Regions from separate parts of the Homo sapiens genome. Here region 2 is linked to region 1. The links are chromatin loops, found by intact Hi-C in ENCODE. Cell type or tissue: MCF 10A. All regions are shown on one strand. Each heading gives the region's core, and the rest is flanking DNA. Links, peaks and the distances in the headings are about the cores only.

Evidence for each region. A loop is a pair of places that touch in the nucleus more often than their neighbours do. Peaks named below come from ENCODE experiments on the same cell type or tissue, not always from the same donor. Only the 100,000 strongest peaks of a DNase experiment are listed, where the experiment ranks them.
Region 2: a loop joins it to region 1, with 2.7 times the contacts of the local background. A loop is called at or near these places in 1 of 110 quality-filtered maps.

The regions. Positions count from the first base shown.
Region 1 is chr3:118,534,872-118,540,261 of GRCh38, forward strand. The region is part of intron 3 of LOC105374060 (a long non-coding RNA gene); the gene reads right to left. Among named protein-coding and RNA genes, the nearest start is that of IGSF11-AS1, 410 kb to the right of the region's middle. RefSeq lists a silencer at 5,208-5,390. In MCF 10A, for the core only: no CTCF peak of the experiment used is centred there; a DNase peak (open chromatin) is centred at 2,090.
Region 2 is chr3:118,814,931-118,820,320 of GRCh38, forward strand. No RefSeq gene overlaps it. Among named protein-coding and RNA genes, the nearest start is that of IGSF11-AS1, 130 kb to the right of the region's middle. In MCF 10A, for the core only: a CTCF peak has its summit at 2,974 (motif pointing left); a DNase peak (open chromatin) is centred at 2,941.

The DNA.
Region 1 (5,390 bases), core at 185-5,184:
TGGAACATTCTTCTATGGCAACCTATTGCCATATTATTTGACTTTATATTTGCACAATATTTACAACTAGGTACCAGTAATATGAAATTATATTCATTATCTTTAATTTTCCCTATGACCTTGAAAATTAGGTACAATTATCATTCTTGTTTAATAGATGAAGTTAAAAAAAATAACTCAGAATGTATAAGAACACACCTGAGGTGACACGACTAATAAGATATAGGGCCAGATATCAAACCCAGGTCCTGGTGATGTCAAAGTCTTTGTTCTTGCCACACAGTGCAAAAAGACTGACAGAGCAGAATGATGCATCCTAATCAGCACATACTGTCACCAAGCTGGTCAGTAAGTGTTCTGGTTTGCTAGACAGTAAAAGGATCCTTTGTAGGAGAAATCTACGGTTAGAAAATCACTCTTTCATAGATAGGGGAGGGATATAAAAGCAGATGAAAGAGCGTCAGAAAAAAAAAATCATAATTAAAAATAATTGATAACTTGTACAATCGCTTTACAAAGTATATTCTTATTTAATTCTTACAATAGCACTAAGAAGTGTGCACTATATTCATTGTAGTTAAAAGTAAACAGTAGGAGGCTTTTAGACTTAGTGACTTATTTAAAGACACAGCTAGGAAATAGTGAGTCTTATTTCCAAGCCAACTTTCTTAACCTGGAGGTTAAAAATCACCTTAAAATGGAAAGGAACAGAGAAACAAAAGAAAGTACCAGGTAATTGCACATGTAACAGGATAAGGTGAACACCAAGTTAAAATTTGCAGTTTTTACTTAAAGAGGAATCATTATTGTTAAAGACTAGTTTCAAAAAAAAGTAGTCTTTAAAACACCTTCTACAGTTCTATAAAGCTAAAGTTGGAATTTTTTTCTTGTTGTGAGACTTAATAATATATAAGTTTCCAGTTATAAGAAGTTACATTGTTTGTCTCTATGCAGAACAGTTTGTTTGGCATGAAATTGAGCAGTACGATTGTGTTTACTAATAATAATTAGAAAACCAGGCTGGGCCTGGTGGCTCATGCCTATAATTCCAGCATTTGGGAAGGCAAATACCCTTAATTATAATGCTCCATTTTTCTTTTTTTAATCTACTTCTTAATTTTCTGTCAAGTTCCAATCCCAGCATTTGTGGGCAAACCACAAGGTCAAGAGATCGAGACCATCCTGGCCAACATGGTGAAAACCAATCTCTACTCAAAATTAGCTGGGCGTGGTGGCGCACGACTGTAGTCCCAGCTACTCTGGAGACTGAGGCAAGAGAATAGCTTGAACCCGGGAGGTGGAGGTTGCAGTGAGCCAAGATCGTGTCACTGCACTCCAGCCTGGCAACAGAGCGAGACTCCGTCTTAAAAAAAAAAAAAAAGAAAACCAATAGTTATGTAATTCACCACAAATGATAATGGAACATGAAAAATGTATATCCATTATTTAGTCTCTAGCTCCAAATCAGACTAATAACAAGAGAAAGATATAAGCCATGATGGATCTCATTCTCTGACCTGCATAGGAATTTGGGGGATTTCAATCCCACCCCTGCCCCATCCCTTTTGAGTTCATGAGTTGCCTAAAGCCTTTGCTCAAAGAAAGCAGCCTCACGGTTTACTAAGAAGTATATTTAGCTAAGATCCTCAGTGCCTACTATGCACCTTGGCCTCTCTTCCCAAATTAAACATCTCTCCATGAAAACCCTAGGAACTTAGGAGTTACCTTCAGACACATGGGCTTTAAAAGAGACAGATAAGATTTGAGTCCATCTCCACCACTTAGTTGTTTATGACATTAGAGAATATAGTAAGAACTTCAGGTCATCCTGAACTTCTTGGTATCCAGTCTCACCTTTTTCTACAAAAATAGAATTTTTAGTTTGGCACACTGCCACCCAAAATACGGACAATGTAGTATTCCTAGCTTTCCTTGCAACTAATTCCTTTATATGTCCTATATGACTAATTCTGCCCAGTTTAAATGAAAATGTCTTATGAGCAATTTCTCATAACTTCCTGAAGAGTAACCTTCCAGGTGTACTCTTTGCCCCTTGTTACTCATCCTTTCCTTAACGCTGTTGCCTAAAACACAGATCCCTCCAGAAACAATGAGGCTAATGGTCACACCCAGTAGATGTCAGAATGGTGAACTGGTAAGAATCTTGGTCTTTGTGGACTTGGAACAGAGCCACACTCTGCCGTCCAAACCCTGGACTAACATCTCTGCATAGTTACATGATACAGAAATAAGATTCCAAATTACTTGTTATTTCAAGGTTTTCTTCTATTGCATTCAAACCTAATCTGAACTAACGTAGTCAAGTTAAATAAAATAATAATAATAGTATGTTCATAGCTCAGAGGTTTATTTTGAGGATTACATGAGAAAATGCATGCAAATACAAACCTGGATAATAAGAATTAAATGTTAATCATTATTGTTAATATTATGATTGTATTTCTTGCCTATTGAAGACAATTTTCTTGTCATGCCTTGCCCAGAAATTATGATTTTTGAGGCATTTCCTCAGACTAAGATATTATTAGAAAAGATGTAAATGTTCTTATTGAATTGCTGCAGTCTTCATAGCCAAGGCTATTTCTTTCTCCATACTAACAGAATTTTGTATAAAGAATAAAAGATCAGGGTTAGACTGCCCAGAAATTAGACTACCAGGTTTTTCTTTCTAACTCATCTTTTCCGGTATCTATTATCAGTCATAAGTGCTCTTGTCAATTAGAATATTATTGTATGATATTGTTCAGTTTTCAAGAATGCAGTCTGTTTTAAATTACGCTTAAATACATTATACTTTAGGATTGTCACTTCCTGGCACCTTAAAGTTGTTAGCAAATTATCTCCAAATGAAAACATAAAATGGATTATTTCTGGGAAGGGTTCTGAATAAGTGTATGTTGATTCTCTCACCTTTGTTACTAAATAATTTAGAATATAAGTTTCCTCCCTACTCATCACAGAGGTATAATGTTAAGTGCAAAACGAGTAGTGCTGAATCACGGGAGAGAGAAATTGCTGAGAACTGCACAAGCCAAGGAAATTGTCACCAAAGGGACAGAACTTGATAGAAGAGTAAGATTTAGATTAAAAAAAGAAAAACGGAGCATTATAGTTAAGGGTACTAGTATGTACAGAGGGACAGAGACAGAGAGTAAGCCAACCTCGCTGAAGCAGCGTTTATATAGAAAGGCAGTCTCGGGTGTCAAAAAGGTACACTGAGATTGGAATGTGAGAGGCCTAGAATGCTAAGTGAAGAAATTTGGACTTTAGAGTCAATAGACAGCAATGACGGGTATTGAGCAAAAATGTGAATGAGCAAAATAATGGACTAACTTGTGGCAGTGAACTGGATTAATTTGAAGTGAAAAAGATAAAGAGAATGACTTAGGAGACTTTTTAAAAAACAGCTTTATTCAATATAATTCACAGAACATAAAATTCACCAACTTAAAGTCTACAATTTGATGATTGTTAGTATATTCAGATATTGCGCAACCATCATCACAACCTAAATTTAGAATATTTTTGTTTCTCCCTAAAAGAAATCTTGTACTCATTAGCAGCCAATCTCATTTTTCCCTACCTCATCAGCCCTTGCAACCAATAATCAAGAGACTTAATGTCTCTATAAATTTGCATATTCTGGACATTTCATATAAATGGAATCACATGACATATAGTCTTTTATGACTGGCTTCTTTCACTTAGCATAATGTTTCTGAGAGTCATCTATGTTGTAGCATGTATCAATATTTTATTTTTTTTCTTTGCTAATAATAACCCATAACATGCATATACCACAATTTATTTATCTATTCATCAGTTGATTGACATTTTAAGTTGATTCCACTTTTAGACAACTATAAATAATGCTGCCATGAACATTTTTGCACAAGTTTTCATATGGACATATGTTTTTATTTCTTTTGAGTATATACATAGGATATTGCTTGGTCATATGATAGCTTTCTTTAGCATTTTGAGGAATGGTGAAACTGTGTTCCAAAGTAGCTACACCATATTGCATTTCTACCAGCAAAGTATGAGGGTTTTAATTTCTCCACATCCTTGAAAACACTTGCAATTGTCTGCTTTTCTGAATATAGCCATCTTCGCAGGTAGGTGTGAAGTGGTATCTCATTGCATTTCCCTAATGACTAATAATGTTGAGTATCCATTCATGTGCTTATTGTCCCTCTGTACATCTTCCTTGGAGAAATGTCTATTCAGATCCTTGTGTTGTCTTTTTATTACTGAATTGTAAGAGTTATTTACAACTTAGTTATGTATTCTAGATGTAAGTCCCTTATCAGGTATCTGATTTGCAAATATTTACTCTCATTCTGTGGATTGTATTTTTACTTTCTTGAGGTGAAAAGTAAAATTTTAACTATTTTTTCTTCTGTTTCTTTTGCTTTTACTGTCTGTCTCAAGCATCTATGCTTACCTTTCTTCTAGGAGTTTTATAATTTTAGCTCTTACATTTCGGTCTACAATCCTTTTAGAGTTAACTTTGTTACATACGTGGTGTAAGGTAGGGATACAACTTTCTGCTTTTGCATGTGGATATCCAGTTGCCCTATCACCATTTGTTAAAATAGTAGACTTGCACATACAATCTAAGTGTGTAATAATAAGGTCCTGACAATAGTAATGGGAACCACTAGGAAAACCTTATAAAGAATAAAGATTAGTGGTCAGGCAATGGGGAGGCAGGAGATGGGTATGACTAGGTAACCAGTTGAGTAGTGTTACCGCCAATATGAATAGGAAAGTCAGGGGAGGAAGAAGTTTTTAGAATAAGATGAGCTCTATTTCGGACATGTGAGTTCACATTGCCCAAGTGAAAACGTATAAAACATCTGAGAAGATGCCAAATGGTGATGTAATGCTGAGAGTATCCTTCATGGAGATGCTAACTAAGTACTTTTCCATAGGAAAAATTTAGAGATTAAACTGAAGGGGGCCAGCCCCTTCACACCTGTGGGTGTTTCTCGTCAGGTGGGATGAGAGACTGAGAAAAGAAATAAGACACAGAGACAAAGTACAGACAAAGAACAATGGGCCCAGGGGACCGGCGCTCAGCATACTGAGGACCTGTGCCGGCGCTGGTCTCTGAGTTCCCTCCGTATTTATTGATCACTATCTCTACCATCTCGGGGAGGGGAATGTGGCAGGACTATAGGGCAATGGTGGGGAGAGGGTCAGCAGGAAAACATGTGAGCAAAGATCTCTGTGTCATAAATAAGTTTAAGGAAAGGTGCTGTGCCTTGATGTGCACCTAGGCCAGATTTATGTTTGACTTTACACAAACATCTCGGTGCATTAAAGAGCAGTATTGCCGCCAGCATGTCTCACCTCCAGCCATA
Region 2 (5,390 bases), core at 155-5,154, 280 kb after region 1:
TGAATGGTGAGATGGGGACTGTATTAGTCCATTTTGCATTGTTATAAAGACCAAGACCTGAGACCAAGTAGTTTATAAATAAAAGAGGTTTATTTGGCTCATGGCTCTGCAGGCTATGCAAGCACAGCACCAGCATCTGCTTGGCTTCTGGTGAGGCCTCAGAAAACATTTGCTCACGGTGAAAGGTTAACAGGGAGCAGGCATGTCACACAGCAAGAGGGAACAGGAGAGAGAAGGGAAATGCCACACTTTTTAAACAATCAATTCTCACATAAACTAATTAAACGAGAACTCACTTATTACCAAGGGGATGGCACCAAGCCATTCATGAAGGATCCACCTCCATGACCCAGACTCCTCCTACCAGGCCCCACCTCCAATACTGAGGATCACATTTCAACATGAGATTTGGAGGAGACAAACGTCCAAGCTATATCAGAGACTAACGGCATGATTAGGTCTACTCATGTGTGTTTGAAAAATTACCCCAAGGTAGTATTAATTTTGTGTTCAAAGTTAGCTTGAAAGGGACTCTGGAGACTATTGTCCTTGGACTATTTATTTTGCATATTTTGACAAGAATGGATGCTCTCAAGGGAAGTCTTTGCATATGACAACAACATATAGCAATTCACTTAAGCTTCAGCAGAGCTGGCCTTTGAAGGGACACTCTCCAGATGGGTAGGGCAGGCATTCACCTCCATCTTGTTTAGCCTCACCTGTACATTCTCCTTGGGATGACTTTCCGTAATCCCCAAGTCCGCCATCACACCACACCCCAGCTCCCAGGATTACTTTTCTATGATGGCAATAAGACAAAGAACAGCTGGCAATGGGAAACAGACCACTGAGCAATGTAATGGAAGCCTACTACTGCTTTCCTCATAGTGGGAGACCACCAGTGTGGTAAGAGCACACAGACATACACACACACCCACAAATTAGTACCAGGACATTGTGTCCTGTTAAACTTACTACAACCATGCAAAGATCGATATTATTAACCCTACGTTAGAATTAAGGGAACTGATCATCAGAATGGTTAAGTAAATTGCTTAGGGCCACAGGGTCACCAGGCAGCACAACTGGGATTCCTGCCCTGGGTCTCCTAACTCCCAAGCTTCTAGTCTTTCCTCTACCGCACATCTGAACACAGCCGGGGACTGTCTTCACTCCCCACAATGCACCACTCTCTCTTTGTCCTTTCTCTGCCTTCCTCTTCTCTTTCTCTCATTCCCACTTTCTTTCCTTTTTTATTATCTGCTCTTTGAATTATTCCATGCCTCATACCTATTCAGGTTTAGGCAGGTTTTGTGCCACTAGATTTCTTAAGGAGAGGCTATGGGCTGATCCCTGCCTTAGAAAATAATGTTCATGTTCCTCCAAGAGCAAAACTGCTAGGTATCCCAAATACAGTTGGAAATGACCCAAATTTTAGTGTTTGTTCCATTTTCAACTCCATTGGGACAAACAATTGTCCTATATTTAAAACTGGAACTAGGGTGTGGAGGGTGTATATGTGTGTGTGAGTGAGAGAAAGAAAGAGAGAACATGCAAAAACCTCATTTCCTGATTTTATCATGGAAATTGCCAGGTCAATCATATTTTGTTCAATCAGCATTCACAAAGCATGACCTCTCTCACCCAACACACACCTACTATCATATACCAATAACCTCTATCTGTAGCACTGACATCTAGAACCTCAATATTATCATTCACATCTTGCATGTTCATTTTAACCTTTATAACATTCCTATCTGATAGGAGTAAAAAATGTTACCATTCCCATTTTGAGTAATCAATAAATCAGAGAATGCCAGTCATTAAATATATATGCAATTTTATTTCCAAGTCTCTAAATCTGGAGTCTCCTGGCTTCCAGGCCAGCTCTCTCTAACCTCACAATCCTCCTTGACAACACTGCTAGGAGGAAAACTAGGTCCCCTGCCTTCTTATTCGGGTGTTTTTACAGCTGAAATTCACATCCTTAAAAAGGAGGGAAGTTGACATGGAAATAATTTATTCTCCCTTTAAGTAAAACAAGGAAAAAAGGAGTAGGAAAATAAAAAGACAAAACCTCCTACCACTTCAAATGCAGCAAGATGACCAGCTTCATGCCTAACAGGGAAATAGTTATCTACAATTATAGAGAGCTAAGGAATCTAAGAGCAGAGGTCTCAGTGTTCCTCCAGCTCGACCCCAGCTCCACGCACAGAACCTCTGGCATGTGATGACATTAGTGACTACAATCGTCACTAAAATGTTCACTGAGCGCCCTCTAAGTTGCAGGTATTTTTCTTAGGAGTTTTGTATGTTTTCTCTTGTTTACTATCTACCACCCTAAAAAGGAACTATTATCATAGCATTCTACAGATGAGAAAAGACATTATTGCTTACCCTTAATTTTCATAATAGTCCAAAAAGATTGCTGTTACCATGATTGCCATTTTAGAGATGATGAACTGAGGCTCAGAAAGGTCAAGTGGCTTGCCCATGGTCACACGGGTCTTCTGATATGGAGCCTGCAGCTCCTTCACAGTGCATAACTCAGCAGCCCAGAAAATGCCTTCACACCCTCCTCCCATTTGACCATTCGTCACAACACATTTAAGATCAGACCCTGACGGTGACATTCTGCAAATAAGTTCAACATTGGGTGTTGTTGAATCTCAGGGAAGAAAGGCCAGCACTGACCCCTGAGGATATCCACAGTCAATAATTCAAAATGTAGGCATGAATTTGTCACTAAGCCAACTTAATCCTCAAAAAAAAAAAGAAGTTTCATAAGAAGAGAATCTTTAAAAGAGAAACAGAATTGATGGCTTAGGAAAGGTAAAGTTACGGAAACGGGTTGTAAATCCTGATCATAAATTAGGGCTGAAAGGAAGAGGATTTTTGATTCAGTCGCTGAGTAAACTGTCTTATTGGATACACTGGCACCACCTTGTGGTGAGAAGCAGGAACTCACAAAGTACTACCTGTTTGGCACCACGTATAGTAAAACATACCCTTGCTGTGGAGGTAAACAATGTTGGATACAAATCACAAGGCTCCAGAATTTCATCACCAGAGTGATGATGGCTACTTTGACTAAAATAGACTACTTTTGAAAGAGCATGTTTGTTTTATCCCAGAGAGGGCAAAATGCAAAATGAGGCCAGTCCTCTGGTGCATTTCAAGGGTATCTTTATTGATGAATGCGAAAACCTAATATTGAGGTATGAGAATATCTCACATTTGTGTAGCATTTTTCACATACATAATTTTATTTTATTATCAAAACAACACTATGAGTTAGGCAGACAATATATTGATCCCATTTCACAGACAAGGAGAGAGGTTCATTTGTGATAAGCATTAATGTGAAGTTAATTGTGAAGCTTCCAGAGAAAGCTCAGTAGTTACTAAGCCTTCTCAGGAACTGAGAATATTGTAAAGATGAGTATGCTGAAAAGGTAAAAGAGTTAGAATCAAGAGTCAGTCAAACAAATGATCCATTCACTTCTAAATAACTTCTAAGCAGTTGATTTCTCAGCAAAAGTGTGCTAGAGTTCAAAAGTAAATAGAATCGTGGCACCAAATGCCTGATGAAATAGGCAGCCACAATTGTCTGGACCACTGAGCCAGGCCCATGCCATGCCCATGTGTTGATTCATCACTAAGTCCTTCAGGGACAACATGTTTACATAGAAAATACTTTTGCCAAGCTGGCCTCATCACACTGCAGTTGAAATAATTACATCATCCAAATCAGACCACCTCACCCCATCCCCAAACTGTCCAAAATCTGCTTGTAATTTCTTGTGTGAGCTCCTGTCCACAAAACATCGGAGACCTTATTTTCATTCCTCTGTTTGGACTGAGCCAAGGAACCTCATTTAGCAAAGAATAGTTCTATATGCAATCTTCCTGCTAGGCCTGTGGCCTGGTTCATGGTGGAATGACATGCATTTGGCAATTTTTTTTGACTATGCTTTTAGTGAGAGCTGTGTCAGGGATGGGGTGCTCACCTGTCCCATTTGAGAGAGGGCTTACTTGATGTCTTATTTTTGTGTGATATCATGAGACATTTGGAGGCTCGTGTGTTCATTAAGCATTAACTCATTGATCTCAAATGTCAATTCACCAAATCTATGATAAACATACGTACTATAAAAAATTCATACGTTAATCTTTTCTGCATTTCTAATTATTTCTTATTAGATTTTTTTGAAGGAAAAGGTGTAGAGCTTGACAAATTATTCTAAATTTTATTTGGAAAAATGAACAGATAAGAACATATTTTTTAAATACCTTAAAAGAAGAATGGGGAACTTTTTCTTCAGGATATTAGTTATTCCAAATATTTTTCCTGTTTATTATTTGCCTTTTAATTTGCTGGTGAAGTTATTTGACACAGATTACTAGAATCAGAGGATTTAGGATAATTTTTGGCTAAAGATCAATATTCTTTTTTCCTTGCTTTGCCCCAAATTAATTAATAGGTTCTTTTTTAAAGGCAGTGATTGAAAGGCCCAGATACCTATCAGACATATTTTTAACAAAGTTCCTTTATTCTCTACTCAAGATAACATTAAGAAGTCATCAGATATCACTTCTCCTTGAACTGTTGCACAGACCTGAGCCAAAGTGAAGACATATCTGCGCGCACACACACACACACACCCCACATACGCCACATGATAGTTGTTTAGGTGCAACTATATTCAAGTGATATGACCTGGTCCCTTCATCTCTCCCTTGAGAAATCATAGCCCCCATTATACTCCAGATGATTGACAGTTATCACATTCAATCACTTTTTCCTTTTGTCATCTAGATCTCCACGAAGTGGGCTTCCCAATCTCTAAACAAGATTTTACAAAGTAGTCAATATGCAAACATTTTGATGACATAATATAAAGCTAGTGAACATCTTAAGAACTCATTCTCTTTTCCACTGTTATAACTCATATATATGTATACATATACACACAACACATATCACACACACATATATATGTGTGTATATATATATATTTCTAAATAATAAATTAGACCACACTGTTCACAGATGAAGTATATGTTTTCCCATAGCAAAGACTGAGAAACCTATTGGCATATGGTAGCAAGACTACCTGAGGGATCCTGAGAACTCCAGGTCAAACAATATTAAGAACATGAATGAATGGAAGACATCTCAAAGAATATTTTTGATATATTTGTTTCTAGTTTATATGTCAACAAATAAGAAATCAATAATGAATATATGAAAATGCCACAGGAAAATAGAGAAAAAAACATAGACAATTCCAACAAACAAATAAAAGTGACTGCTAAAACCACAGCGCCCATCACTAGTAGCTGCTAAAAATATGCTAAATAAAAATAATTATAATTAAGGTAAT